Linked DNA regions of Homo sapiens: region 1 is linked to region 2. Evidence: chromatin loops called from intact Hi-C (ENCODE). Cell type or tissue: endothelial cell of umbilical vein. All regions are shown on one strand. Each heading gives the region's core, and the rest is flanking DNA. Links, peaks and the distances in the headings are about the cores only.

Evidence for each region. A loop is a pair of places that touch in the nucleus more often than their neighbours do. Peaks named below come from ENCODE experiments on the same cell type or tissue, not always from the same donor. Only the 100,000 strongest peaks of a DNase experiment are listed, where the experiment ranks them.
Region 1: it touches region 2 in a loop (5-fold over the local background); 17 of 110 quality-filtered maps call a loop at or near these places.

What each region holds. Positions count from the first base shown.
Region 1 is chr10:89,544,382-89,560,408 of GRCh38, forward strand. It overlaps a transcript of SLC16A12 not described here. Among named protein-coding and RNA genes, the nearest start is that of SLC16A12, 17 kb to the left of the region's middle. RefSeq lists an enhancer at 14,488-15,012. In endothelial cell of umbilical vein, for the core only: no CTCF peak of the experiment used is centred there; a DNase peak (open chromatin) is centred at 9,150.
Region 2 is chr10:89,451,158-89,467,184 of GRCh38, forward strand. It overlaps SLC16A12 (solute carrier family 16 member 12), which reads right to left. Exons shown (of 8, transcript NM_213606.4): 3 at 11,222-11,467. The coding sequence starts at 11,421. It overlaps SLC16A12-AS1 (SLC16A12 antisense RNA 1), which reads left to right and starts at 4,834. Exons shown (of 3, transcript NR_120614.1): 1 at 4,834-5,091; 2 at 11,358-11,535. In endothelial cell of umbilical vein, for the core only: no CTCF peak of the experiment used is centred there; a DNase peak (open chromatin) is centred at 7,374; H3K27ac peaks cover 339 bases.

The sequences.
Region 1 (16,027 bases), core at 5,199-13,198, 95 kb after region 2:
GACCCACAGACTTTATGACCTACCCTTTTTGGATCCCATTGGATCAGTTCGATCTACTGGTTTTAATAATGTTGAACTTGGTTTTCCAGTTAATTTATTCAAAATCTTTTCAAATGACTGTTCAAACTTTTATCTCATTATTTTCTGAAGTATGTATTCAGTTTTAATATTCTGTTTCTCCAAATTAAATTTAAATACAATTATTTAATTTTCATAATATTAAGAGCAATTCTTTGGAGAGAAGGTTGTGAGGAAATTTATTGAAATTTTTTAGTTCCTATGATATACCAGGCCCTGTGTATGTATTATTTCATTCCGTTCTCATAATACCTGTTTCCAATTGAGAAAAAATGGCTCAGAGTGGTTAAGTGAATTGCCCAATATCAGGCAAGTAGTAAACAGTGTCTGTTTATGAAACCAGGTCTGTCTAACTCTGGGGTAGATTGATTGTAAAAATAGCTGGGGTTTTCTCTACCACCCCTGTTTTCATATCCTTTGCAATATGACTTTGTAGCTCATTCCACAAAGAACCAGGCCTATCTCCATACTCCTTAAGTCAGGCATCATCTTATGATTGCTTTAGCCAATAGGGAAGAGAAATGATAGTGGGCCAATTCTGAGTCTAGACCTTAAGGGGTTATACCTCCATCTGGCTCTCTCTCAAATCCTGCACTGCTATGAGAACAAGCCTCAAATGGCCTGCTGGATGAGAGGACATTTGGGGCCAACCTGAGTCACCCCAGTTGAGCCCAGCCAAGACCAGCAAAGCTATCCCCTCAGCAGGCTGCAGGTGCACAAGTGAGCCTACTGAGACCAGCTGAGATCAGCAGAACCACCCAGGTAACTTACACACTCATGCACAAACAAAAATGTTTATCATCATAGCCACTGAGGTATGATGATTGTCATGCAGCATTATTTAATCAAGAAATAACTAATATAAATTCACACAACAAACTCCTTAAACTGATAAGCAACTTCAGCAAAGTCTCAGGATACAAAATCAGTGTGCAAAAATCACAAGCATTTCTTTACACCAACAGTAGACAAGCAGAGAGTCAAATCATGAATGAACTCCCATTCACAATTGCTACAAAGAGAATAAAATACCTAGGAATATAGCTAATGTGAAAGACCTCTTCAAGGAGAACTACAAACCACTGCTCAGGAAAATAAGAGAGGACCCAAACAAATGGAAAAACATTCCATCCTCATGGATAGGAAGAATCAATATTGTGAAAATGGCCATACTGCCCAAAGTAATTTATAGATTCAATGCTATTCCCATCAAACTACCATTGACATTCTTCACAGAATTAGGTAAAACTATTTTGAATTTCATATGGAATCAAAGAAAACCTCACATAGCCAAGACAATCATAAGCAAAAAGAGCAAAGTCATACTACCTGACTTCAAACTATACTACAAGGCTACAGTAACCAAAACAGCATGGTACTGGTACCAAAACAGACATATAGACCAATGGAGCAGAACAGAGACCTCAGAAATAACACCACACATCTACAACAAACTGGACAAAAAGAAGCAATGGGGAAACAATCTCCTATTCGGTAGTAAATGGTGCTGGGAAAACTGGCTAGCCATACGCAGAAAACTGAAACTGGACCCGTTCCTTACATCTTATACAAAAATTAACTCAAGATGGATTAAAGACTTAACTGTAAAACCCAAAACCATAAAAACCCTAGAAGAAAACCTAGGCAGTACCATTCAGGACACAGGCATGGGCAAAGACTTCATGACAAAAATGCCAAAAGCAATAGTAACAAAAGCCAAAATAGACAAATGGGATCTAATTAAACTAAAGAGCTTCTGCACAGCAAAAGAAATATCATCAGAGGGAACAGGCAACCTACAGAATGGGAGAAAATTTTTGCAATCTACCCATCTGACAAAGGCCTAATATCCAGCATCTACAAGGAAATTAAGTTTACAAGAAAAAAAACAACACCATCAAAAAGTGAGCAAAGGATATGGACAGACAATTCTCAAAAGAAGACATTTATGTGGCCAATAAACATATGAAAAAAGCTCAACATCACTGATCATCAGAGAAATGCAAATCAAAACCACAATGAGATACCATTTCATGCCAGTCAGAATGGCGATTATTAAAAAGTCAGGAAACAATAGATGCTGGCGAGGCTGTGGAGAAATAGGAACACTTTTACACTGTTGGTGGGAATGTAAATTAGTTCAACCACTGTGGAAGATAGTATCGCGATTCCTCAAGGATCTAGAACCAGAAATATCATTTGACCCAGCAATCCCATTACTGGGTATATACCCAAAGGAATATTAATCATTATACTATAAAGACACATGCACACATATGTTTATTGCAGCACTATTTACAATAGCAAAGACATGAAATCAACCCAAATGCCCATCAATGATAGACTGGATAAAGAAAATGTGGTACATATACACCATGGAATACTATGCAGCCATAAAAAGGAATGAGATAATGTTTTTTGCAGGGACATGGATAAAGCTGGAAACCATCATCCCCAACAAACTAACACAAGAACAGCAAACCAAACACCGCATATTCTCCCTCATAAGTGGAAGTTGAACAGTGAGAACACATGGACACAGGGAGGGGAACAACACACACCAGAGCCTGTTGGGGGGTTGGGAGGTGAAGGGAGGGAACTTAGAGGACTGGTCAATAGGTGCAGCAAACCACCATGGCACACATGTATCTATGTAACAAACCTGTACGTTCTGCACATGTATCCCCATTTTTTTTAGAAGAATGAATTTAAAAAAATTCATGCTGCCTACAGACCTTGAATATGCCTTATAAGAGTATAAGGGAAAAAAGTTTTTGCAAACACATTATCAGAAGTCTTTTGTATAGTTTTTATCATACTATTACAATCTTTTCAATTACTTGAGGAAAAAAACATTTTATTAGCAATATATTAGAAAAGAAATTATTTGTGTTTAATGAGCCAATTTAATGAATGACTAAATTGCAAACTGAACTACAGTGCATGGCTCTCTATCATCTCTATACTAGCTAAATCCAGTACAAATAAATCAACCAGAATTCCTGAGTATCTAGTCTGTATAGGCCCTGTGCATAGTACATTGGTGTTTTAAGACATGGTTCCTGCCTTCACAGAATTTACAATCTAGTTGGAACTATAAGTAGCCATGCAAATGACAAATATTTCAAAAACACCTTTACTACAACCTTATAATAAGAAAAGGTATGTGATCATTTTGTTTCAAAAGAAAAGGGTACATGATTATTTTGATAAAGGAAGTCAACACTTGCTAGAAGAATTCAGAGAAGAGGTGGAGGCCAGGCACAGTGGCTCATGCCTGTAATCCCAGCACTTTGGGAGGCTGAGGTGGGCAGATCACCTGAGGTCAGAAGTTCAAGACCAGCCTGGCAAAACCCCATCTCTACAAAAAATACAAAAATTAGCCAGGCATGGTGGCATGTGCCTGTAATCCCAGGTGCTCAGGAGGCTGAGGCAGGAGAATCACTTTAACCCAGGAGGCAGAGGTTGCAGTGAGCCTAGATCAAGCCACTGCACTCCAGCCTGGGCAAAAAAAAAAAAAAAAAAAAAAGTGGACTGCTTGAGAGAGAAGCTGGCAAGGTGGAGCGTGACATTATAGGTAGGGCTGGAACACCTTCTTGGAGAATTTCAAAAAGCAGGAAGGAAGGCAGTCTTGTTAAATCAAACTGCAGGTACTAATGCAGGTACTAATACTTGCAGTGGAAAAGTGCAAGGTGTATTTGTCAGTGTATTCTCCATTGATGAGAATGGAGAAAATCAATAGGACAAAGTGACTGATTAGATATGAAGTGAAAGAGACATGAGAAGTCTGTGTGTCTCCAGCCAGGAGGATGGTGATCATTAACAGAGAAAGAAAAGGTAGCAGCATGTGAACTGTTCAATATTGAACACATGGATCTTGAGCTGGAAGTGAAGTACCCAGCAAACTGTTGAAAATTCAGGTCAGGAGCCAAGGGGAAGAGTCAAGGTTAGAGGTATGCTTTGAAAATGTTCTGTGCAAAAGAGGTTGGATGAAGCCAGAGCAGCAGGCCGAGGACCAGACCTTGGGGAATGCCTGCAATGTCTAGTAGGAGAAATAAAAAAAAAACGCAGTCGCGACTGGGCAGAGTGGCTCATGCCTGTAATCCCAGACTTTGGGAGGCTGAGGCGGGTGGATCACTGGAGGTCAGGAGTTCGAGACCAGCCTGGCCAACATGGTGAAACCCCATCTCTACTAAAAATACAAAAATTAGCCGGGTGCAGTGCCAGCCATCTGTAATCCCAGCTACTAGGGAAGCTGAGGCAGGAGAATCGCTTGAATCCGGGAGGCAGAGGTTGCAATGAGCTGAGATCGCACCCCTGCACTCCAACCTGGGTGACAGAGCGAGACTCTGTCTCAAAAAAAAGACGCACTAACTGATTGCTAAGCAGGATGTAGCAAGTGCCACAGGAATTGCACAAGTGTGATATGCAATTTAGAGAGTGGAGAGGGATGTACACCAGCAGAGGGGAAATGCTGTCTTTCAAGAGAGGAATGAGTGATAATGAGCAGGACCTGCTCGCAGCAGGATCAGGCAGCTTTTGCAAATCATTGAATGAGATGGATGGTTCTGCTGGACTGTCACCTGCTAACAACAGAAACACCAGAGAAGACTGATTAAACTTATTTGAAAAACAGGCATAGCCAGCTTTGTTTGGGGCTGATTTACCCTTTCTGACTCTCTGTGTTGATCTTCTTTATGAATTAATTAGCAAGTTTCTGCTTCACCTTTATTCATTTTGATAAATTCAGAAAGTGCAAATTGAAGGAATATTTGATCAGGATAAAACCAATACACATAAGGCATCCAGATAAAGGAACAATGGCTAAATCCAGTTTCAGTTTCTTTGCAGTAAGTGTACACCTCAAGTGCTATACCAATTATATATACAGTGCACTATTGTGCTGCTTCCTTCAGCAGAGACACATTTACACATTCATATTAATTAGCTTTTGTGGTTATAGATGATGCTGTAGTAAGATTATTAAGAAATTACAATTCATCCTAACAACAGGGAGAACTACTTAGAGTTTCTAGCAATATAAATAATAGGCATCAGTTTTTGTTTTTGTTTTTTTCAGTAGTGTGTGAAGAATGGAGAAGCATAAAGTGAAAAGAAAAAGTCACCTTAGTGTTTTGGGTTTTTTTTTAAGTTTATAAAAAGAAGCCATACTCTGTCAGCTAACTGCTTGCCAATTGCTTTAGGGCGTTTCCACCTAATTCTAAGGTTAGCTGAAAGCAGTGTGTCTATAATTCTTTAGTCACCAGACACACCTTTATTAGCCATTCTGGTCTACATCTGCCCCACATGCTCTGCTCCAGGAACATTATATTCAGCAGCCAGCATTGTAACAAGCTTTGCAAGTGGCTCAGCATCCTAAAATTTGAGAGCCATGACCTAAGAAGTCTAGGAAGACCCAGGGTAGCTGGAAGGGAGTAAAGTGCCTCAGACCCAGCCTTCCCTCTTTCCTTTCTCCCTCTTTAAGCAGAGAACTCTACTTTATGGTTTTATTATATTGGACTTTCATTCATTCCATTCGTCAAGCCAAAAATCTAGGAGTCATCACTTACCTCCCATATCAATCCATCAACAAGTCCTGTCAATTGTCTCATCAATATCCACCCCTTTTTTTCCATCTGCACTGTGACAACATCCTGATCCATCTTGCCATCTCCTCTCTCCCACTAGTGCAAGTCTCCTAACTGATCTCCTTCCCTCTGCTCTTAGCCTCTTCCCATCTATTCTCCATAAAACATCAAGAATGTTTTTCTTAAAACTTAAATTAGCACGGTGGCTCACACCTGTAATCTCAGCACTTTGCGGGGCCGAGGCAGGAGGATCAAGAGGTCAGGTGTTCGTGACCAGCCTGGCCAACATGGTGAAACCCCGTCTCTACTAAAAATACAAAAATTAGACGGGTGTGGTGGCAGGTGCCTGTAATCCCAGCTACTTGGGAGGCTGAGACAGGAGAATCACTTGAATCCGGGAGGCGGAGGTTGCAGTGAGCTGAGATCGCGCCACTGCACTCCAGCCTGGGCTATACAGCAAGACTCCGTCTCAAAACAAACAAACAACAACAACAACATCAAAATTAGACCATATTGCTTTGCAGCTTAAAACTTTTCAGTAGTTCCCAAAGCACTAAAACAAAATCTAAACTCCTCTGACCATGGCCCATAATGTGTCATGGCCCCACCCCCGCCTTTCTCTACATCATCTCGTGCCACACTCCCATATCTCGCTATACTTAGCTATGTTGGCTTTTCTCTGGGCACCAAGCCAGGGATGCAGAAGGCTTTGTGCTTGCCTTTCCTCCTGCCTAGAAAGCTCTTCACTATTTTCGCAAAGTTCTCAGCTTAAATGTCACCTCCCCCAGGGGTCTAATGTTAATTGCATTTTGTTGTTGTTGTTGCTGTTTGCATTGATTTTGTGTGTCACTAAACTAAAAGCTTAGTGAAACCAAGAAGATGTCCATCATGTTTACCATTGTATCTCCAGCACCTTGTAAGTTACCTGGCATATATTAGGAATTCAATTATTGGAGGAATGAATAAAAGGATCCAAAGTTTTCAAGGTGTGGAAGTCCATGATGTAATCAAGTTAGAAAGGTCCATTTTGGATGGAGTGAGGGTGTGTATTCTGGAATTAAACTCTGTTCCAGAGTTATACTGGTGACCGGTGATCAAAAATCCCCAAGTTCAGCCTGGCGTGGTGGCTCACGCTTGTAATCCTAACAATTTGGGAGGCCAAGGAAGGCAGATCACTTGAGGTCAGGAGTTCGAGACCAGCCTGGCCAACATGGTGAAACCCTATCTTTACTAAAAATACTAAAAATTAGCTAGGTAGGATGGTGCATGTTTGTAGTCCCAGCTACTTGGGAGGCTGAGGCATGAGAATTGCTTGAACTTGGGAGGGGGAGGTTGCAGTGAGCTGAGATCACACTACTGCACTCCAGCCTGGGCAATAGAGTGAGACCCTGTCTCTAAATAAATAAATAAATAAAAAGTCCCAAGTTCATTGTTCTTCCAACCCAGTGCTGATGGAGCACATTGTTGTTGGGAAACTTCCATAAAGCTGATATAGTTTGGCTCTGTGTCCCCACCCAAATCTCATCTTGAATTGTACTCCCATAATTCCCATGTGTTGTGGGAGGACCCAGTGGAAGATCATTTGAATCATGGGGGTGTTTTCCCCCATAATGTTCTCATAGTAGTGAATAAGTCTTAAGAGATCTGATGGTTTTATCAGGGGTTTCTGCTTTTGCATCTTCTTCATTTTCTCTGGCCACCACCATGTAAGAAGTGCCTTTTGCCTTCTGCCATGATTCTGAGGCATCCTCAGCCATGTGGAACTGTAAGTCCAATTAAACTTCTTTTTCTTCTCAGTCTCAGGTATGTCTTTATCAGCAGCATGAAAACAAACTAATACAAAAGCTAAAAGGTTGTTTTGCCCTTTTGAAGAGAGATCTATTTATTTATTTATTTTTAATTTTTTGAGACAGAGTCTCGCCCTGTCGTCCAGGCTGGAGCGCAGTGGTGTGATCTCAGCTCACTGCAACCTCCACTTCCCAGGTTCAAGTGATTCTCCTGCCTCAGCCTCCTGAGTAGCTAGGACTACAGGTGCGTGCCACTACACCTGGCTAATTTTTGTATTTTTAGTAGAGACAGGGTTTCACCATATTGGCCGGGCTGGTCTTGAACTCCTGACCTTTTGATCTTCCCACCTTGGCCTCCCAAAGTCCTGGGATTACAGGCGTGAGCCACTCACGCCTGGCCAAAGAGAGATGTATTAATGTTGATTTGTAAGTACAAAGATATCACAAGAAACAGAAAACAGATTATAAAGCATGTGTTATTAATACTTATTATAGTTATATTAAAGCTTAAATAAATCCCATGTAATCTCATTTAAAAATTATAGGCTTCTGGCCAAGAACATTATGACAATCTATTTTGGAGTTAGGCATCATCTGGAGAGAATCTAGGGTGGTAGCACTGAATTAGATTTGGCTGCTTGCTGACTATGGCACAACAGCACATTGCATTTCTCCATGAATTGAGGTGGACGTGTGAGAGGGGGAAACGTATGGTACTAGGAGGGGTGTGAGTGATTGTGGATGATGAGAATTAGCTCTAAGGTCCCTTCCAATTGCTTCTGGCTCTTCAATTCCAGCTAAGCCAATTCAACTCAACTAAACAGTTATTGAGAGCCTTCTGAGTGCCAGGAAGTAAGTTGGGAGTATGATAATGAACAAAATGGATAATCGGCCCTGCCCTAACAGAATCTGGAGAGAGTAAGTGAGATGCGAACTAAGACTTAGCAAAACCAGATGGTGACATCCGCACTTGGCTTTCCTCTCGGAGTGTCAGTTTTACACCGGAATTAGCCACGTGTAATGAACAATCAAAGAAATGGTACTTTCTTAAATGCTACCAAAATGTTTTTATTCCCAAGTTCCAAAAAATGACCATTGAAATGCATTGGACTCAGAATTTGAAGCCCCAGCTGAATTCTCTTGAATGTACCTCCGTCCCTCTGTCCACTTTGGGAGGCTGAGGTGGGTGGATCACAAGGTCAGGAGTTTGAGACCAGCCTGGCCAATAGGGTGAAACCCCGTCTCTACTCCTTCACCACACCCGCATGCCTATTATGTTTTCTGTGATATTGAATCATTTTTTCTTAATTTAATAGTAAAATCCGTATGCATATCTTTTATTAGATTTGGGAAATAACAGAATGTCTGACTTGCTCAGAATTTCTTGTGGTGTTACCCTGCAGCTGTTTTCCAGTAGACTGTTGTGTTTATAGTTACTTATTCACCTTTGATAGCACCATCTTGTAATCCATTACAGTCAGAGTGGTACATTTTTTGTCTTCTCATTAGCCCCTCTCTGACAATCAACATTTTGCACATTAGGTACTACACTCTTTGTTCATATAAATCACAGGCTATTAAATCATCTCAGCACAAATATTGCCAACTAGCATGACTCATTTCAATACTAAATTGTTTAAAGTTGACAGTAGTTGTCTTAATAGTTCGCAGGCATTTTCTCCACATTTTGTAGCTACTTGATGACTCAATGAAAAGAATGCAGACTTTGTGACAATATTGGACAAGTTGTTAGCTGCTCTGAGTCATTACCTTATCTGTAAAATTAGGCGATTGCATTAGGTTAGGGAGTGAACTGCTCAACAATGGGACAAATTTAATTCTCAGATCAGCTTGGATTGGCCCTCACAGCACTTTGAAAATTATCACAAATTGGCCAGGTGCGGTGGCTCACGCCTGTAATCTCAGCACTTTGGGTGGACCAGGAGGTCAGGAGTTCAAGACCAGCCTGGCCAACACAGTGAAACCCTGTCTCTACTAAAAATACAAAACAATTAGCCAGGCGTGGTGGCAGGTGCCTGTAATCGCAGCTACTTGGGAGGCTGAGGCAGAGAATAGCTTGAACCCGGGAGGCAGAAGTTGCAGTGAGTCAAGATCATGCCACTGCACTCCAGCCTGGGCAACAGAGCGAGACTCCATCTCAAAAAGAAAGAAAGAAAGAGAGAAAGAAAGAGAGAAAGGAAGAAAGAAAGAAAGAAAGAAAGAAAGAAAGAAAGAAAGAAAGAAAGAAAGAAAGAAAGAAAGAAAGAAGGAAGGAAGGAAGGAAGGAAGGAAGGAAGGAAGGAAGGAAGGAAAGAAAGAAAGAAAATGGGAAAGTTCTCAAAAAACTCCAGATTTCTGGCTTCTCTTGAAAAATCAACACCTGACTTCCCTAGAAAAATCTGGCCTCAGAGAGTGCCTGCCTCAGTTGCACATTCTTCTCACATTCACAAATGAGAAGCCAGGAAGGCATAACTAACCCACCTCAATTCCCTTCTGATAGCACCTGAAGACCCTGCTTCTGGTGAAATCTACCAGGAGATTTAAAGGAACCAGATCTAGAGAGGGAAGCTCTTTTAATGGCCGAGAAAACCTTTTGAGGAAACAGGACAGGAGACCTCATCTACATCATCACTTTAGTTGTTGATCATGTTATTATCTTGTGTTGTTTAATATTTATCACAATTTGGGTTGAACAGGTTTGTTTTTTAAAATATTTGAGGTTGTGGGGAGATGGAGGACAAAGTGTTTGCTTTGCCACCTCTGAATCCACCTTTCCCAGAGCTGCTCTTTCTGTTTGTTGACTTTTAGATGACATATGTATGTGTGTGTTGTGGGGAAACGGTCTTACTTTTGGTTGTTAGAGAGAGAGAAAGAAGAAAACTGTAGCCTGAGCTGATGAGATGGGAGCAACCTTTACATTGGATACCTGCTCTTTGCTCAACAGCAGGCCCCAGCTGGCCTACTTTACTTATTTATGTTAGCTATCTGGCCCCTCTAGCCCTCTAGCCATCTGAATTTCCACTAGATAATGTCTAAGTCCCCTTTCATCTTCATAAAGCTAAACATTTCTAAGATAATATTCCAAGGGTGTTGAGGCTCCGCAAGCAGGTATTTTCCTACCCCTGTCCTGGCAGAATATCCCCCAGTAGAAACACTGGTTGTCCATACCTAACCCTTGTCTGTCTTCCTCACTTAAATTTCTAGCACCCAGATAAGCCCCTAGCACCTAGAAAGCATCCAGTAAATATTTGTAGAATGAAGTCTTCAGGATTAGCAATTACCTTTGGAAAGGGCCCATCGTGATTAACAAAGCAAATTAGTATTTAAGAGGACACAATATCTTCTTTTTTTTTTCAAGATAGTGGATCTTGCTATATTGCTGAGGCTGAACTCAAATTCTTGGGCTCAAGCAATCCTCCTGCTACTCAACCTGTTGAGTAGCAGGCACTACAGGCACGCAGGCACAGTTACCTACAATATAATTTTGTCTTATGTTACCCAATAGACAGGGATAATGAGCTTAAATTGCATTGGTTTAAATGTTTTGTTGTTTAAACTTTCTATTAACACGTGCTGGGTACAAACACAGTTAGGCTTTTGGGTTTCATGTTTATTTCTACAGAAAGGATAATATATATATGTGTATATATACGTATATATACGTATATACGTATATATATGTATATATGTGTATATATACGTATGTATGTATATACGTATATATACATATACGTATATGTATATGTATATATGTATATATACACATATATACATATATATACAGATATGTATATATACACATATATACATATATATACAGATATGTATATATACACATATATACGTATATACACACATATATACATATATATATATATATATATATTCCATGCAGTAGGGAAGAAGAAAGAGTAAGACTGAGCCTGCTTTCCTAAGACTACATTTAAATAATGCACTTCCAGAAAAATCAAGTTTCTGAATTGAACCAGTGTGAGGACAGGTGGGAGAACACTACTCCCTTGTGTTTACTATTGGAACTTACATTACCTCTGCATGCTGATGATCTGTGATGCGGTCACGGCTTACAGCGCACCCTGCACTCTGGTATGGGCTAGTGAGGCAACAACGAGCAAAACAGGCAGGGCTCCTGCAATCTCAGGAGATAAAACAGCCATCAGTTAAATTATCAAACACAGAATTTCAAGCTGCAGTAACTTGGAGGAAAAAATTTAGTGCTTTGAAAATTATTCAGCTTTATCTCTGGCCTCCCAAGATGGTCAGCATCACATAGATCAATGTATTGACAGCTTTCTACCCAGGCACTGTGCTAAGCACTTTTTATGCTTCCTCGCTTTCAATTCATGCTCTCAAAAGCTATGGGTGGGTACTCCATTGATAAATAATTTGCAGAAGATCACACAGCTAGTAGGTGAGGGAACTGTGTGACTCAACCACTCCTGACCACTTTACTAACTGAAACAAAAAGGGGGGAAGAAAACGACTGCAATATTATTATACATATCTCTATCTCTATCTATCAATCTATCTCTCTATCTCTCTGTCTGTTTGTCTATCTAGGTTATCCACGGTTCCTAGCTCATGACTCCCATAGCCCTTGTTACAATGTTAGGGTGCTTTAGGCTTCAGAAGCAGGCCTCAGAAAACAGAATTTCTTTTTTTCTCTCTTACCTTTTCTGCCCTCCTTTCACCTATTTCTTTCTCTCCCCAAGGCAGGAACTTTTTCCTGGTTTCTGGAGCTGGTTTCTGACCTACCTTGTCTGATCATAGGTCAGAACACCTCCATTTCAGAAGGGTTCCTGCCCCATACCATGGAGGAAGGCATGGTGCACAGAGAGACCAAGAAGAATCTGAACAGACAGTCCCTGCTGGGTTACCCCACTCAGTCTGTTAGTATTAGATCATACCCTTTGTCCAATCGCATTTTAACAGGTTGTCCATTTTCAGTCATGCCTATCCAATGAGGTCTCCATAAAGACCCAAGAGGACAGGGTTTGGAGAGCTTCCAGGGAGCTGAACAAATAGAAGTTCCTGACTGGTGGTTTATCAAGGCTGCCTCTCTTCTCCCATACCTTGCCTTATGCATCTCTTCATCTGAATCCTTCATATCCTTTATACTAAACCTGCAAATGTAAGTAAGTCTTTTCCTGCATTTTGTGAGCCACTCTAGCAAATTAACTTAACTCAACGAGAGGTTTCATAGAAACCCCAACTTGAAGCTGATTGGTCAGAAGTTCTGGAGGCTGGAACTTTCAACTGGTGGGAGGAGGGGATGGTCTTGGGGATTGAGCCCTCAATCTGTGGGATCTGATGTTATCTCCAGGTGGATACTGTCAGAACTGAATTGGAAGATACCCAGCTGATGTCCACTGCAGAAATGATTGCTTCTTGGTGTGTGGGAAGAAACTCACACATATTTGGTCACAGACGTCTTCTGTGATGATGTTGTGAGTGAGAGAATAGAAAAAAAGGCTGAGGTGGGTTTTCCCAAAAATAACAACCTACAATACTATAGCAGTGTTTCTTAAATATGAGGAATGTGTGAATAAAAAATAAAGAATTTATTTTAGATTTCGCTATCATCACCTCCTACGGTCAACTTAAATTATTTTGATCATAATGCTTGCTGCTTAAGCATGTATAAGAAGGTTAGGTATGAACTCTGAATGTTTTTAGCTCTTACAACAGCAACAAAAAGATAGAAGTTAAATATGAATAGAACTATCATTCAACAAAATGTTTCATAATAAATTCAAATTAACAGCAATGACGTGATATACTCATTTAAAAATAAGTCTATATGAGTTGCCCACTGTATGTTAGGCCCTGTTCCCATCAAGAGTATGCAATGGCAGAGACAGACAACAAGTAAATAAGGAGTGAAATACACTATGTGTCAGTTGGAGATAAGTGCTATGGGGAAACACAGCAGGGACTGGGAGAGGGACAAGGCAGTGTGATTAAGAGTGTGGTCCGGGGCCGGGCGCAGTGGCTCACCTCTGTAACCCCAGCGCTTCGGGAGGCCAAGGCAGGCAGATTACCTGAGGCCAGGAGTTCGAGACCAGCCTGGAAAACATGGTGAAACCCCATCTCTACTAAAAATACAAAAATTAGCTGGGTGTGGTGGCACATGCCTGTAGTCCCATCTACTCGGGAGGCTGAGGCAGGAGACTCGCTTGAACTAGGGAGGTGGAGGTTGCAGTGAGCTGAGATCATACCACTGCACTCCAGCCTGGGTGACAGGGCGTGACTCCACCTCAAAAAAAAAAAAAAAAAGAATGTAGTCCACGGCCAGGCACAGTGGCTCATGCCTGTAATCCCAGCACTTTGGGAGGCTGAGGCAAGCGGATCACTTGAGGTCAGGAGTTTGAAACCAGTCTGGCCAACATGGTGAAACCTCATCTCTACGAAAAATCCAAAAATTAGCTGGGCATGGTGGCAGGCGCCTGTAATCCCAGCTACTCAGGAGGCTGGGCAGGAGAATCGCTTGAATTTTGGAGGCAGAGGTTGCAGTGAGCTGAGATTGTGCCACTGCACTCCAGCCTGGGCGACAGAGCGAGACTCTGTCTCAAAAAAAAAAAAAAAATAGTGTGTGGTCCGGGTCGTGGCATTCACGCAGCAACCTGAAGGAGGCAGGGGAGTGTGGCTGTGGTCATCTGGAGGGAAAGCACGGAAAAGGAGAAAGGGGCAAAATGAAGGCACCCTGAGTTTGGAGTGTGCTTGGTATACTTGAGGAAACACAAGGAGGCTGATGCGACTGGAACAGATGAACTAGGGCAGAAGTTCAAATTCTACTCAAAAAAAGAAGTGGAATTAGAGCAAGGGCAACAGCTAACCCAGATAATGATGTCTGCTGAAACTATCTCTTGGGGTCGTCTCCTACAGCTGCCCAAGGCAATGTTACTCCCTATTACACCGCTCAGTTGCGGTGTCCTTTATCTCGTGTGGTGAAAATTAGCGACGTGGACACACGTGGAGTGGATTAAGGGGTAGAAAGTTTAATAGGCAAGAAAGGAGAGAATAGCTCCCCGTACAGAGGGAGGAGGGCTCTGAACCGAAAACCCGCGTGCAGAGGAAAGCAGTGGTTTATATTGGGAGGCTGGAGGAGGTGGTGTCTAATTAGCATAGGGCACAGGGGATTGGTTTAACCACGTGTGTCATTCAGGTAGCCCCCCCAAAAAAACTGGCCCTCCCACCCTAGCCTTTTATTATGCAAATGCGGCTACCTGGCTGGTCGCCATGACACCTGTACACGTGGCAACAAAGAAAAAGTAGCAGGAACCGCCATATTGGCTGGACCTGACTCTTAACCATCTGCATTTGCATATCAATACTTGCAGGTCTGGTTTTTCAGGCTGCTTTCTGTTAGATAATAAATATTTGGGGGACCGCTTTTTTATTAAACGAAAAAGACTTACTGAGGACTCTTTTACCCTCTCTAGCTGCCTAAAATAATTTCTTAATAACTCCTGTAATACCTACATATAGAACCTTTTACAGTTCTCCAAATAGATTGTGTTCTTCACCCTTCCACGCCATCTCTGTCTACCTAAGCGGACTCCTTTTATACTTCAAGTCAAGCTTAATTATGGCCTTCTCTGGAAAACTGCCCCCCATCCTGATTAGACAAGCATGCCCTCGTAGCACCTTGTCACCCTATGCACAACCCTATCCTAGTGTCTATTGCATTGCATTGTAGCTGGTGCTTTACTTCTCTACCTTGCCCACCAGACAGCAAGCCTCTTGAGGACAAGAAAGCTTTTTCTTTCTGTCTCGGTATCCATAGTACTTAAATACTTATATAGACACAACAGATAATTAGGAAATGTTTACTGAATGAATAAATAGCATTGGCAATCACTCATAAAAACGCCAAGTCAGATTTTAGTACCCCCTTAGCATACTTGCACATGATACCTACTAGCAATCCTGAAGGGTCACTAGATGCCAGGCAATGCACTGAATTAGGCGGTTGTTGGTTACTATTCATTATCTTCCAACAACCCTACAAATTAGATGTTATTATTCCCATCTTTAAATGTAAGAAAAATAAAATTGGGCAGGTTAAATAGCATATGTCACCACCTAGACCCAGGATTTTAATTTAGTCTCTCTAAATCCCAAACTACACCAAGCTGTAAGTCAGAAAAATGTAAATGAGGAACAGCTTATGGTACACTTAAAAAAATTATTTGATAAAAATCTGTTAGAGATTTACAGAAAACTTTTCACACTGTATTTACATTGCTTGACTTCATTATGGATTTTCAAGGAAGAATGATTGAAGGCCAACTCAATCATTCAGCCACAGTGAAGAGTTTGGCATAATTTGAAACAAAGGAATACATATGGGAAGCATCTAGAACTGAGTGAAATGGTGGCAAAGAAGACATGGACCTATACAAATATTACTAATTGGGAAAACACTTATAAACCACTGTAGGGTTTCTACATTGTTGAATGCTATCCCAATTTTTTAATACATGACATAGAACAATATTTACATACATGTACACTGAAAATAGATCCAAAGGGTATAAAACAAAATGTTTTGGT
Region 2 (16,027 bases), core at 3,012-11,011:
TTTGGAGCTAAGTTCCAATTAATTGTGCTTTAACAATCCATAGTAACCTGTTATGTTCACTCTCCCTCTCCTCCCCAGTTGCTGCTGGGTGTGAAAGTAGGTGGTGAAGAGCTTGGAGAAGAAGGGAGAGAACCAGGTATAAACAAGACTGCCATGTTAGGCAGGGCCGGCTTCATGGGAGTGCAGCCTACACAGTCACATAGAGCCTGGCACTTAGAAGCATGAAACTTGATTTAATGCTTGGCTGTCACTGACTGAACTTTTTTTTTTTGAAACAGAGTTTTACTCCTGTTGCCCAGGCTGGAGTGCAATGATGCAATCTCGGGTCACTGCAACCTCCGCCTCCCAGGTTCAAGCAATTATCCTGTCTCAGCCTCCCGAGTAGCTGGGATTACAGGCGCCCGCCACCATGCCCGGCTAATTTTTGTATTTTTAGTAGAGACAGGGTTTCATCATATTAGTCAGGCTGGTCTCGAACTCCTGACCTCAGGTGATCTGCCCACCTCGGCCTCCCAAAGTGCTGGGATTACAAGCTTAATAATTTTATGTTTGAATTTCTGTTTCATAAGTGCAGTGCAATGGAACAATGGAGACTTCATGTGAGTGGCGGAGATACGTGCAATATGTGTTTCTGCAGTTCTGTGATGCACCATTCACACATAGTGTTAGAGATGTCCCATAAGCACAGTGTTCTGCTAGGCCCACGATTTGAGAGAGTTCAGTTAGGACTCAAAGCCAGTATGAGGTAAGTGTGTTACATCTACAGCTTAGCAGGCCTGGGGATAGGGAATGAAGTGTCTACCAGCCCCAAGAGGCTATGCTTTCCTTTTGAACCAAAACCTGCTTCAAATGCAGAAAGAAGGCAGTGGTGTTATAAGAATCACAAAGGACCAAGGATTTCTATCATATCCTTTTTCATTCATATCACTTCCTTGTATTAACAAACCACTAATGTTGAGGGTGATGGCATAGAAGGAAATGGAAAGATCAGCCAACCCATATTTCCATTCCCTTTCAGTCCTTCCTGACTCATCAATAAGCTGAAGGTAGGAGAATGTCGATAGGATGTGCAAGTTTCAGGAAGTCAAATAAAAACAGTTGAGTTAGTTTTGTGCAGGGTTTCTACTGTTCTGATGGAAAATGAAATATGTATGTATGTATGAGCTATAAAATAAGAGTTGCTTGACTTCAGTGATTCCATATATGAGTTCAAGACTCATATTTGCATTTAAAGCTGACATTGCATAACATAAAAATGTGTGGTCAATTCATTCTAATTATTTCACACTCTCATTTTCTTTACTTAGAATAACATTAAATAGCAAATTTAAACATCATGAAAAATTTAAAGAGACCACTGAAGAAAGGAAGAAGCTTTCTATTTTAGTACATTTAACAGCATTTTCCCCTGCTTTTTGAGCAAGGGGCCCTGTATTTTCATTTTGCACTGGGCCCTATAATTTTGTTGTTGATCCTTGTGGTAGGAAAGAAAAAATGGAACAGTGTGGTGAGCTAAATTCTAAGTCCCAGCAGAAGGTGGGATGAAGTTTGGCATGCAGGGCATACAGTAAGGATCAACACTTGTAGAAGGAAAGGGAAGGATGCAGGATTAGGCAGAGAGGTCGAACTGCAATGCAGGCCTAACAAATTCTCAGTCAATCCCAAATGAAATGGTTCAGCCCTGATGCACGTCCTCAATCAGCCATTGGCGGTGGGTGCCCCCTCTACGCCCAGGGGTCTGCTCTTGGGAGACGCAGCTTTCTGCAGGTGAGGGGGACCTAAGAACTGACAGCTGCAGGCTCTGCTGACTGTACACCCTGCAGCTAAGGCCAAATGAGTGGCACATCTCTGTGTTCACCGCAGTCCCATTCTTGTATGCCACACGAATGCTCTATGTAATTCTCTGTCAAAGGGGTATAAAAAGTGGTCCTTCTCTATCCAGTGATTTAAGAAACCAGACATGCTGCAGCAGATCTGACGCTAGATTAATAATTATATCAGAACTTGGAGTACTAAACAGTCACACCCAACGACAGAGAGAATGGTAACATAAACTGCCTGGCATTGATTAACTGCAACAGTCAAACTAGCTTTAATTCAGTGCAAACAACAACAAAAACCTTATGATGTTTCTTAACATTTTAAAAATTGCTAGTCTAATACTAAAAAGTTTATTATTTTCTCCTAACCACTAGGACTTCAATTTAAGTGAATAATGATTTATTGGATTTACCCTCATTATAAAATTCAGACATGTACCACATAATGACATTTTGATCAACAATAGACTACATAGACAATGGTGACTTCATAAGATTATAATATCATATTTTTACTGTACCTTTTCTATGTTTATATACACAAGCACTTACCATTGTGTTACAATTGTCTACAGTATTCAGTATACAGTAACATGCTGTACCGGTTTGTAGCTTAGGAGCAATAGGTTATACGACATAGCCTAGGTGTGCAGTACGCGCTACTTTCTAGGCTTGTGTGAGTACACTCTATGATGTTCACATGACAATGAAATTGCTTAATGATATATTTCTCAGAACACGTCCCCGTCATTAAGCAACACATGACTGTAGTCTAGTTATCCTTACCCGAAGGCTTCTCAGTGGAAGCACTATTGACATTTTGGGCCAGGTAATTATTTGTTGTGGGGGGCTTTCTTGCACACTGTAGGATGGTTAGCAGCATCCCTGGCTTCTACCCAAAATGTCTCCAAACATTGCTAAATGCACCCTGGAGACCAAAATCAGTCTGCCCGAGAACCACTGACCTACTCAATTGCCAAGTTCTACTTATTCTCTCTCTCTCTCTCTTTAACCTTTTTACTTTTATTGCCTCCCTCCCTCGCTCCCTCCCTTCCTTCATTTGTCTCAGCTCTGTTGCCCAGGCTGGAGTGCAGTGTGTGTGCAGTGGTGTGATCACTGCAGCCTTGACCTCCCGGGCTCAAGCGATTCGCCTACCCCCTACCTCAGCCTCTCCAATAGCTGGAACCACAGGAGTGCACCATCATGTCCAGCTAGAGACAAGGTCTTCCTATGTTACCCAGGCTGGTCTCCAACTCCTGGGCACAAGTAATCCTCTCGTCTCAGCCTCCCAAAGTGCTGGGATTATAGGCATAAGTCACTATCTCATATATATCCCTCAAATTCCTCAACATATTAATATCTCTAACCCCCTTACCATTCATCATTCACACCAGCACCTTTCTCTGGTACTGCAGCCAAAACCCTCCTAATCTTCCTGAATTCACACCAGGCTACCTTCAGTACATTCTACACCCAATGTTCTAGAACACCAATCAGATCCTAATGCTTCATACTTTTTAACCTGACTTAGGAGACTGCATGAGCTAGCCCTTCTTAGTGTGCCTCCTTTCTGCGCATCTGTTGGGCTCTTCACTTCAGCAATACTGAACTTCTGCTTGCCTCTTTTAACACATCACCCATGATTTTTTTTTTAATATCTTTGAGCCTTCACTTTTTTTTTTCTTTTCTAGCATGCTCTCCCAACCTCCCACATTCTTTAGTCTCAAGATAACCTTCCTCCAGGAAGGTTTCCCTGACCACTCAAGTCTCTCTTGATTCCACTCTTACGTGTTTCAACTACATGCTGGACATTTATCACACTGTGTGGCAATTTCCTTTGCATTTGTTTATATTCTTCACTAGACTGTTACCCTGTGACAGAAAAGACCATGTCTGTCTTATCTCACACTGAATCCCAAATATCTAGTATAGTACCTGTCATATACTTGGTGTTCATAAAACACTTTTCAAGGGAAGCAAGCCAGGAAGGAAGGAAAGGAGGAAGGATTAAAGTTGGTAGAGGAAGTGACTAGAAGACAAGGAAGTGAAAATGATTGAGTAGCAACTTCAAGAACTATGAATGAGAAAGGGAAGAAGGAGGAAGACTGGATGGTAGCTATATAGGAACATGTGGTTAGGTGAGGTAAAGTAGGGATGTGAAGAAAATGAGTGTTACAAGCTGAGAAAACAAATCCACAAGAGGGAGATGCAGAAGCTGGAGATGTAAGAGGATCACATGATGTCTAAGAGAAAAGGGCCCCCAGATGATGATATTTTCAAATTATAAATAATAATCTCTTTTTTTCACTAAATTGTTTTGGGGAACTTAGTAGTGTAACCATGTCTGTCCCTTGTCACTTTTTTTAAAGGTTACTTTGATTTCTGCTTGCTGGTTTTCTTAGATGACTTAATCAGTCATATGAATCAAACTTTAGATATACAGAAATCAAAATTAATACCTGAAATTCTTGTCTAAACATGTAAGCAGGCTTAACAAAGGCAAACTTTCTAATAACCACATACAGGCTTCTGAATGATTGTGACTTTCATGAAATATGGGAAGAATATTTTATCACTTATCTGTTCTCAAAGGGGAAAAGCACCACAGAACTTTTTGAGTAGTAGTTTCATGATGTATGCCTCTGAACACAGGCATGATATTAAATAAATGAAATTTTATTGGGAGCATGTGTGCATCTCACTCCAGAAATTATTTTTATTATTTTGGTTGTTCTTTGGAATATTTTACAGTGAAGCAGGGTCCTGATCCCTGGTTCTCACCCTAGGTAACTGAGGTTTTTGATAAAGCTTCTTAATCCCTCAGGGCCTCAGTTTCTTTATCTCTAAAATTAGCATTTTGGTAAACATGACTGCATCAGTCAGAATGGGCTGGATTATGCTGCAGTAGCAAACAACTCCTAACAACTTTCAGTGTTCATAGGCTCTGTTCATAAGAATGTGGAAACAAAGTATCACCAAGTGTCATCTGTGACGAAATGACATTCTCAAAAATACCTTCTCTCAGAGGCCAGTATGACTGCTGTCTCAATCTTGCCACTCTGCTGTAAAATTTTTCTCTGTCTCCTATACAGTGAGTGCTGCCAACATCTGGCATACTAGAATTGATCTACTGGGCACTGCAGCCTAGTGGCTAAAAGTCCTGCCACTTACTAACCATGGGACCTTGGACATGTTCTTCAACTGCTGTGTGTTATGAGGATTAAATGATTTAATCCATAAAAAATGCTTGAAGAATGCCAACATGCACAATGTAAGTGCTCAGTTAAAGTTAGCAATTATTATAAGAATTCAACTATTGTTAAGAGAGTTCAAAAGAACTCTACAATCCCATAGGATTCTAGACATATATTGCACCTAAGTTAATTTGGACCCAGTAGACTTAGAGAAAAATAGGTCTCAGACCTGGAGGGGGACAGGGTTTTGGACATTTAAATCAAACATTGCTTTTTAAGTATCAACCCAACTCAAGTGGCCAATTTATGAACAGAATAGCCTGCAATTACACATGAAGTATGATTCTTTTTTTTTCATTTTTTAAAATTTTATTTTATTTTACTTTAAGTTCTAGGTTACTTGTGCAGGATGTGCTGGTTTGTTACATAGATAAACGTGTGCCATGGTGGTTTGCTGCACCTATCAACCCATCACCTAAGTATTAAGCCCAGCATGCATTAGCTATTTTTCCTGATGCTCTCCCTCTTCCCACTCCCCCACCCCGACAGGCCCCAGTGTGTGTTGCTCCCCTCCCTGTGTCCATGTGTTCTCATTGTTCAGCTTCCACTTATGATTGAGAACACAGAGTGTTTGGTTTTCTGTTCCTGTGTTAGCTTCCTGAGGTTAATGGCTTCCAGCTCCATTCATGTCCCTGCAAAGGACATGATCTTATTCCTTTTTATGGCTGCATAGTATATACATAGTGGTATATATGTACCACATTTTCTTTATCCAGTCTATCACTGATGGGCATTTGGGTTGATTCCATGTCTTTGCTATTGTGAATAGGGCAGCACTGAACATACGTGTGCATATATCTTTATATTATAATAGAATGATTTATATTCCTTTGGGTATATACCCCGTAATGGGATTGCTGGGTCAAATGGTATTTCTATGCAAAAATTGACAAATAGGATCTAATTAAACTAAAGAGCTTCTGCACAGCAAAAGAAACTATCATCAGAGTGAACAGACAACCTACAGAATGGGAAAAAATTTTTGCAACCTATCCATCTGACAAAGGTCTAATATCCAGAATCTACAAGGAACTTAAACAAACTTACAAGAAAAAAAACAAACAACCCCATTAAAAAGTGGGCAAAGGACATGAACAGATGCTTCTGAAAAGAAGACATTTATGCAACCAACAAACATATGAAAAAAGCTCAACATCACTGATCATTAGAAAAATGCAAATCAAAACCCCAATGAGATACAATCTCACACCAGTCAGAATGGTGATTATTAAAAAGTCAAGAAACAACAGATGCTAGCAGGGCTGCAGAGAGATAGCAACACTTTTACACTATTCACAGGAATATAGATTAGTTCAACCATTGTAGAAGACAGTGCGGTGATTCCTCAAAGACCTAGAACCAGAAATACCATGAAGTGTGATTCTTTTTTTTATAATCTTTATTGAATATTTTTATGTACAACCAGTTACATTTTTTTTTGTAGGCAGAGAACACATGTACTTAATTTTACACAGAACACTGAATTAGCCAGAATTTTCTGAACTAAGCACCCTTTATTCCATCCTGCTTTAGCTACTATTTCTTTTTGGAACAAAGATCTCTCCCCCTGTGACTTTTTCAAAAATATTCAGACTGTAATGCTATTGTAATTTGTTTAGTGGAAACTGAGAGCAGCAGTATAAACATATTTACCCCAAGTCTGATTGTGATTGTGGTGTTCTGAGTTATCCTAAAGATGGAGAAGGGCCTGGAAAACTCTGTAGAACATCCATTGTGTCCCTGAGGATCAATAATGAAAGATGTTAGCATGTGTGGATGTCCTGGGTTCTGCCTGGGCGGTTTGTTTATTTATTTGTAGATAGGAGCATAACATAGATGTTCTTTTTCAGACAGAGGGATTGGCAAATTTTTTCTTCTTTAAAGAACCAGCATCCATTTACTGTTGATAAAGATAAAATTGTTTATAGTGCTGCCAAATCTAAGTAGCTGTTATGTAGAATCTCCTCCAGTATCATCGCCAATTGAATCCAATATGCGTTAGCCCATATACCTCTGGCCAAACGAGGCAGGGGTTTTCAGTCAAACATGTTAGACTGGTCAAGTGATAACACAAAATTGGGCATCTATGAGTTTCATGCTCTTCATGGTTCTTCCACAGACAGAAGTATGAGAATTTGACCTTTGGGTCTATTTACCTGTCTGAAAAATAACAGGATTAGGCACTTTGGAGCTATCTACTTACTTCTTTTTTGGTGTACAGAGGACTTAAGAGTTAAGCTCCCTTAGTTATCCAATTGAAAGATTTGGCATAAGCGCACCAACTATAATTAAGGAAATGACTCAAGTGACAGGCATTCTACCACCGGAAGGTATTTCTGGAGTGAACTGATTTTGCCTTTCGATTCTTCATCATCAAATTCATACTTAGATACAGCTTCACATTAAGCAGATAGAATAAATTGCCTTTACTGTTCACATACTGAAGAGCTTTACTTAATTACGATTTGGTTGGGAACAAGGTGGAAAGAGGCATTATTAGTGATTACTCCTGACACTTTTGAACAGTTTTTAAGTTCTTAAAATACATCCAATCATGAATTTCAAAGCATAGAAAGAATCATGGGGTGATGGTAAATCAGGATGGATTATCCCCTTCCTATAAATTGCAATGTGGGGTGAGTTAACAAACCACTTTAGGCTCCTGAGTTAACTTTTGATCTTACTGGAAAAAAATTGTGCAAGTAAGATGTGTTTAACTTTTTCCTATTTGTCTGTGGTATGTCGGAGGAGGGGCAAGCCTAAGAAGTTTACAGTAAAGTAAAACACTGTGAAAAGTAAGGAGAAAAGTTGAAGAGCACTCAGGAATACCTGTTCCTCTGCAATTTTTCCTATGGAAGAATTTTGCACTAAGATATACATTTTATGAGAAGAAAAGATAATTAATTCCTTGGTTCCTAGGTTTCTTAGTCTGAAGTGTGATTCTTAAGAGGGCCTGTGTAAGAGTAATTTGGAGACATTTATTCCCTTGATACTATGACTTCGCATCGCTGATATGACAGCTCGCTGGATATTAAGAAGTTGCCCATGTTAAGACAATGACTCCCATAACCAAGGCAGTTTTTTTAAAAAAAAAAACCCATGTCTTATAATACACAATTGTTCTAAAGGATAAGCTGCAGAGTTTGCATGTTTGTGTGTGTATGTGTATGTTTGTGTGTGTGTAGTGTGTATGCAGGGGCAGGTAGAAGTGTGGTGTGTGTATGAGAATAGTTTAGGAAGCTATTTAGTTATGTATTGGAAAGGGCATAGCGGTTTCTGTGTTTATGTGTGTGTGTGTGTGTGTGTATGTGTGTGTGTGTTTCAAGAGTCAATGGATTATGAATGTATGCACAGTGACAAACAAACAAACAAACAAACAAACTAGAATTCTAGTCCAGCTCTGTCCTACTAGACAAAAAGAAATGTAGGCCGGGCATGGTGCCTCGCCCCTATAATCCTAGCACTTGGAGAGGCTGAGGCGGCAGATCACCTGAGGTCAGGAGTTTGAGACCATCCTGGCCAACATGGTGAAACCCCGTCTCTATTAAAAATACAAAAAATTAGCTGGGTGTGGTGGCACGCACCTGTAATCCCATCTATTCAGGAGGCTGAGACAGGAGAATCACTTGAACCCGGGAGGCGGAGGTTGCAGTGAGCTGAGATCACGCCACTGCACTTCCGCCTGGGCAATAAGAGTGAAACTCTGTCTCAAAATAAAATAAAATAAATGTAGACAAGTCAATCTTTCTGAGCATCAGTGTCCTAATCTATTAAATAGAGGGTGAATAAATCACAAGGCTCACATGAGGCAATGTGATTGGAAGACTTATCTTAGTATCTCATCTAAAAGCACTATGGGCAATTCCACAGAAGTGCAACTTCATCATGAAGACTCAACTACCCCTAAGATTCCAGCATGATCCCTCCTTCTAAAGCATTGTGCCCACTTCCAGAACTCTTTCATCATGGGAATGATGGAAGCTTCTATATGAAGGACCAAGGATAGGGATTCCTTTTAACTCCATGACTTCCTCAAACCCAGAACACAAGACTCATAATATAGATGAGTCTTACAGACTCATATTATAGACTCATAATCTAGACTTCTTAATGTCCAGGGAGCTGTCATATCAGTGATGAGAAGTCACAATGCCAAAGGGATAATTGTCTCCCAATTCCTCTTACAGAGGTCTTCTTAAGAATCATACTTTGGCAGGGCACAGTGGCTCACGTCTGTAATCCCAGCACTTTGGAGGCTGAGGCGGGTGGATCACCTGAGGTCAAGAGTTCGAGACCAGCCTGACCAACATGGTGAAACCCCATCTCTACTAAAAATACAAAAATTAGCCAGGCGTAATTTTTGTATCCCAGTACAAAATTTTGTATCCCTGTAATCCTAGCTACTCCAGAGGCTGAGGCAGGAGAATCGCTTGAATCTGGGAGGCGGAGGTTACAGTGAGTGGAGATCATGCTATTGCACTCCAGCCTGAGCAACAGAGGGAGACACTGTCTCAAAAAAAAAAAAAAAAAAAAAAAATCACACTTCATAGTATTTCTGGTTCTAGGTCAGGGAGGAATCACCACACTGTCTTCCACAATGGTTGGACTAATTTATATTCCCACCAACAGTGTAAAATCACTCAGCATCAATTATATTATTTTGAACAAATCTGTAGTTTATTATGATACACAATCAACCAACCGTTACTGTAGCAAAGATAAACATCTTATTCTATCCTGCACTGTATCTTTGTTATGGGAGGGACACTGATGCCTGTATTGATGATGCCAACAAATAATTAGTCCAAATTACTTTCTTGTAATGGTCTGCTGCCAGAGGAGAGAAATAAAGATTTCTATTTGAATGAAAGCACCTGTAGAGGAAAGAGCTCACATATGTAGATTTCGAATGCATATTTACTCCAAATATAAATGAGATGGATGAGTCTTAATGTACGTGCATCTAACTTAGGCATATTCAACACTGACTTTGGAGAAAAGTAAGAGGGAGAAGAGAGCAGGCAAGAATGAGAGAATCCCTGTATCTATGTTTGTGCTCTCCTTCAACCTAGAAGTCATCACCACAACAGCCAAAATGCAAAATAAAGCAAAATAATTTAAATTCTAGGTTTTAAGCTTCCAGGGGCTTAATGAGCCCTAGGGAGCCAAGAAATTTTCCAGGATTATTTTGGCCTTGCATGTTTTATCCTTTCTGGGATGAATATAGACCCTAACCTTGTGTAAGATTAACTCTGTGTGATACATTCACACATCCAATGTAAACTTTATAATCATACTCTTGTCACCTGGTACCCCTTTTCCTCATCCCTAGACTTAAAGCCACATCACACCATTATGACTATGATCTCTTGCCATCAGTTTGCCCATAGTGTTTTTCTTGATTTATGAATTATAGATCACACATCCTATTAGCTTTGTAAAACTTTAATGAATAAGATCTATCTTAATTTAGATTTATCATTAAGATGACAGTTAAAAATTCTGGAGAAACACACTTGTAGAAATGATCTTACCCTCCCCTGGAGCTATGCCAGCTTAAGCTAACTTACCTTCTCAGGTATGCATTTACCAATCCTTTAAAATCCCCAGAAAAGTGATTTCATTATGAAAATACTGTAGGACATTTCCCATGCTATTTCACATGTGATGAGTTTTAAGTATTTCATATTACTGAAGAGTGGAAGATGAAGAGTGAAAAGAAATAGATGTTACATCCTTCCACATCTTCTGGAGCTGCTTATGAAAATGAATGGCTGGAATAGTCACAGCATTGGCCTACAAATGTCCTAAGACTCCAGGTTTAAATATCAGATATGATAGAAAAGATCACTATCTGGGACTCATAAGTGTCAGAGAATCACATACTTTGCAAAGGAAACGATACCTGAGCAGTCAACGGAAATATACACACCCCACATGAAAAGACCACTATCTGGGACTCATAAGTGTCAGAGAATCACATACTTTGCAAAGAAAATGATACCTGAAGAGTCAACGGAAATACACACACACCACATGAACACACACATATCTTCACAATGATGGGTTCAGAAAGAGAATGAAGCAGATTTAAAAGAAAAGACAGGCCAGGTCATCTTAATAAGTTAAGAAGAAAATCCTACCTACCTTGTGACTGCCCGTGTGCAGATGGTAACAAGGAAACAGCCAGCCACAATCATCCAGCCCCAGCCTCCATCTGGAGGGGAGGTAGACCGAGCTCTATTTACTTTTGCCATGGTTTTTCTTTTTTCTTCTTTTCCAGGTTGCTCCAACAGCCAAGTTATGATCTTGGAAGAGTTTGCTGTCCAGTGACTTCCTGATGGCATTCAAGGTTGGCATAGAACGCTACCTGGCCCATGGGTTACTCGCCATCTAAAACCAAAAATCAGGACATATTTATATCTTATTGCTATGTCCAAAGGTTGATTTTTCTTCACTTGGTAAGACATGATTATTACTTTCCTATTAAATATGAGTATTTGTAACTATGAATACTAGACTGGGGCAGACTATTTGTTGTCCTTGGTACATGCTTTCTTTTTTAAAAATAAAATAGAACCTCTCAAATTGTAGTCAAATGCATGTCTACTCTATTTGATACCATTTTTCCCTAGCCTCTCTTGAAGGTAGTTGTGGCAATAAAGTGTAGTCTCCATGAAAGGGATGTGAGCAGAAGTCATGTGTGCCACTTCTGGTTCATCAACTCAAAGGCAAAGGTACTTTTTGAGGACTTCCAGCACCCTCTTCCAACAGACTGGAAGATGGATGTGGATATGAAACGACTTCAACCACACAGACCAGGACATCAGTCTAGGGGCTGGCAGAGGTACGAGACAGAAGCAGCCTGGGTCCCCAGATGACTCTGGGGAGACCTGCCCTCCTACTCTGGACTCTACACATCTCTACACTGTTACACAAAAGATAAATAAGCTTCCATTTTATTTGTGTCTCTGTATATAAGCTGTTACAACAGCTTATAACATAGACTAATTATTATACGGAATGAGTCTGACAGCAACTTCTTGGCATTTTTTAAAATGCTGTAATTTTTTAAGTGTGTAATTGAAGTAAGAATAGAATGAGAAATAAATGAGACAAAGTAGAGAGCCCAGAAGCTAGTATATAATATTTAATACAATCCAAATAAGGTAAAAAAAAGATCAGTGAAGAAAAAAAGTATTATTCACCACATTCTGTTCAACTCTCCATTTAGCTGTTGACCTTCCAGATAAATCAATAAATGTAAAAAAATAAAGAAGTAGTTAAAAACCTAAGTGAAAATATAGGCAAATATTTATCTGTTCTCTAGATAGGAAAACTCCCTGAGGTGTAAACTAATAAAACAAACCAAGATAAAAAAAATTTCGTTAATTTGTCTAAATTAAAATTTAACATTTCTGTATTAAAACATGTGATTAATAAACAAAACCAAAAGGTAAGCCACAGGCTTGGGGAAAAAAACATTAGCAATACATACTTCAAAGAAGTAATATCTGCATTCATTCATTCATTCAACTCTAAATATTTATTGAATCCCTAACATGTGTCAGGCACCGTTTTAGGGCACTAAGGATTCAGTAGTGGTCACAATACACAAAGCTCCCTGTGGTGGGCAGGCTCTAAGGTACCCCTATGGTCCTGACTCTGGTTGTTCATATCTTTATGTAATCCCTTCCCTTGAGCGTGGGAGGGACCTGTGACTTGCTTCTACCCAACAGAATATGGCACCTGTGATGGAACCTGACTCTCGTAATTATGTCACGTTATATATGACTCAGGCCTGCTAGCCACTCTCACTCTCCCACTGTCCTTGAAGAAGCAAACTGCCATGCTGCACACCTGGAGAAAGCCATTTGGCAGGGAACCATGGGCAGCCTGTAGATGCCAAGGGCAGCCTCCAACAGACAGCAAGAAACATGAAGATCTCAGGGTCTTTTGTTTTTTGCTTTTTCGCAAACATCCCAAGTGAGCCTGGAAGCAGATTTTCCCCTAAATTGAGCCTCCAGTTAAGGACAGTCTCACTGACACCCTGACTGCAGCTTTGTGATACCCTTAGCCAAGGACCCAGCTAAGCTATTTCTGGATTCTGGCCCCACAGAAACTGTGAGATAAGGTGCTTCTTAAGGCATTCCATGGCTTGTCAAACAGGCTTCTTAATTACAGTCAGGGACGAATTTTTTGAGAGGAAAAATAAGAGTTTCAACATCTACTTTTGCTACAGAATTGAGCAAATTACCCAGTTGCTTTTATAATTTTATTGTGATCACTGGACGAAATATTAACATTAATTAAATGAAATGTCATTTCAACTATGACAATGTGTGGATTATTTGATGAACAAAGACTATGTACCACCTGGTAAATTATGGGCAAAATAAATTGTCTAATAAAAAACATTTACTTTAAGACCACAACTTTCTCAAGAAAATGGCTCACAACAGAAATTTATAAGTGTGCATCTTTGAAGCCACTGGAACAAATTGGTGGCTTGTGACTTCAGAGAGTGCATACAGAGCAGGGGTAGTGAGGCCAAGGCAACAAGAATGATTCCCACATACATCACTTAGGTTTGCCCCTTTTGAAGCCTCAGGTCTTCATCTTCATGCTGTTAACCATCCTGTGACTTTGGGGAGACTGACAAAGGTGATTACGTGGACAACTGAAATTATAAATCTATCAAAAGTATTGGGAGACCAATACTGGCATAAATACTAAACCTATTGATAAAGAAAAAAATAAAAGTTATTACTGGAAATGATAATATTGCTAAACACTGGCCTGAGGATTGACTAATAGTTAAAATACTGGTGTTGGGGCTAAGTGAAAATAACAGTGATATAGAGCTGCTATTTACAAAACACTTGCCATAGGCCAAGCTGCTAGCAAGCATCACTACAGACAGCATCTCATTTAATCCTTACAAGATTAAAGATACCTTTAGATAATGAAGCAGCAGAAATGGGCTATGAACCTTGGTCTGATTGCAAGGCCAGTCTTCCTAACCAATGCCCTGCACTGCTTCTACTACATTTCCTTATTCCTTGGTATAAATTCATAAACGTTTTTGTCTAATTATACACATAATTCTTGCTGATGACACACCAGTAGGATGATGTGAATTGCAGCCTGACGTAGCTATAAATGCAGTTCTTTAAATGGTACCATTGGTATTTCCCTGAAACATTCTTGTAGGTCACTGACTTGACCAGCTGTGAAATTTCAGAGCAAAACTAACCCTCTAAAGGTGTCCTTAACACTCTGGAGCTTCAGAATAAGTTTTTCCAAAATATAACTTTGTGTCATGAATAAGTAGCTTTAACAGTCATCTACTTTCTTCCCCAAGATGAAACACTCAAGGAAAAACTCTTATTTTAAAAGATCTACCATACCTGTATTTTTGCTTTCACACACAGCCTGCTGGAGAAGACAGAGCTGGTAGTCCGTCCCTTCCTCTATTCCATCATAACCCTGGCTTTGTTAGGATTCAACTCTATCTGCTCTTTCCAGTGGCCATCTGGGCCCAGTCCCTTGGTTTAGGGAATGGGTTTGGATTGGTCTCCCGTTCCCATGTCAGTGAGTGATGAGGCACAGAACGGGAAGTATCCAGCCAATGAGCTATGGAGAGAAGTCCTCTGGGAAATGTTTCCCTGTTCTTAAGAAAAGACATGAGGAAGAAACAAGCCCCTCTTCTTCCTGTAGATTCTGGATGTGATACCTGGATCTATAGCAGCCACTTCTTAACCATGAAGGAAGCTAGTTTGAGGACAAAGTTAATGAGCCAATACCCAGATGGAAGATCTGGGTTCTGACTCTGCATCTTAAGAGTTATATGAATTCAAGCAAATTACTTTATGTCTCTGAGCCTCAGTTTACTGATCCATAAAATGGAGGTAATAATTTTACTTTCACAAAATGTTGTATATATCAAAGTGAGATAAAACATGAGGAATATCTGGCATAAAAATGTAGATATTATTTGCCATGTGATTTAACCTCTTTTCATTTGTTCATCACTCATTAATTCAATAGATATTTATTGAGTGTCCAATATGCACTAGAAACTATTCTAGGAGCTGGGCTATGAGCATTGCAGAAAAGAGACAATAGCCCTGCTTTCATGAGGCTCACATCCTAGTGGGACAGGCACAGTTCATGAACTGTTGAACAATAATTTCTAAGCCTCAGCTTTCTTGTTTGTACAAAAAATTACCTTCTGCCTACTTCACAGAATCATACTTATAGTCAAATGAGAGCACCCACAAACCAGCAGCAACAAGCAAATCAGGCTTCAGGACAATTTTATTACGCCTACAGTGTTTTGTAAATGTTTACATTAGTTGGCACTTGTAAATATCAGATACTATCCAAATTTCCAGATTCTTCTGAAAAATTGCAAGCTCTAAAAAGATGCTGGGCTGCATTCCCTTGTGGCAGCCATGAGATGGAGCCAAGCAGCAGTGTCCCCTTTCAGACAAGTCCTGCACTTCCCCTTTACCCTATCCCTGATAGAGTACCCTGATAGGGTAAAACTGCACACACATTTGTGTGCAGTTCCTGCGTGCTTCACCTGCCAGGCCCCTGGGGCAGTAAGATTTTCAACTTCTGCCCATACTGTGCTAACATAAATCAAAGCTTCTTAAACAGCCACGTGAGTCATGTTTATGGTATGTTTTATGCCTAGCACCCTCTCTTTCTCTCAATTCCAATAGAACCGGCATTCAAGAGTCTACCTACACCTGTGACAAACACACACAATGGAATAACTCACCAATTGGACACAATTAACTGCCAAGTGTTATGATGTGATACAATCAGTTGTACCAGTAAAAAAAGGCACAACTTAGAAACTCCTGCCTTGGTATAGTCCTAGCTTCTTCTTAGGCTTTTCCATTTAAATAACCCCCAAGGTTAAGTTGTTTTCCAGTGTAAGAC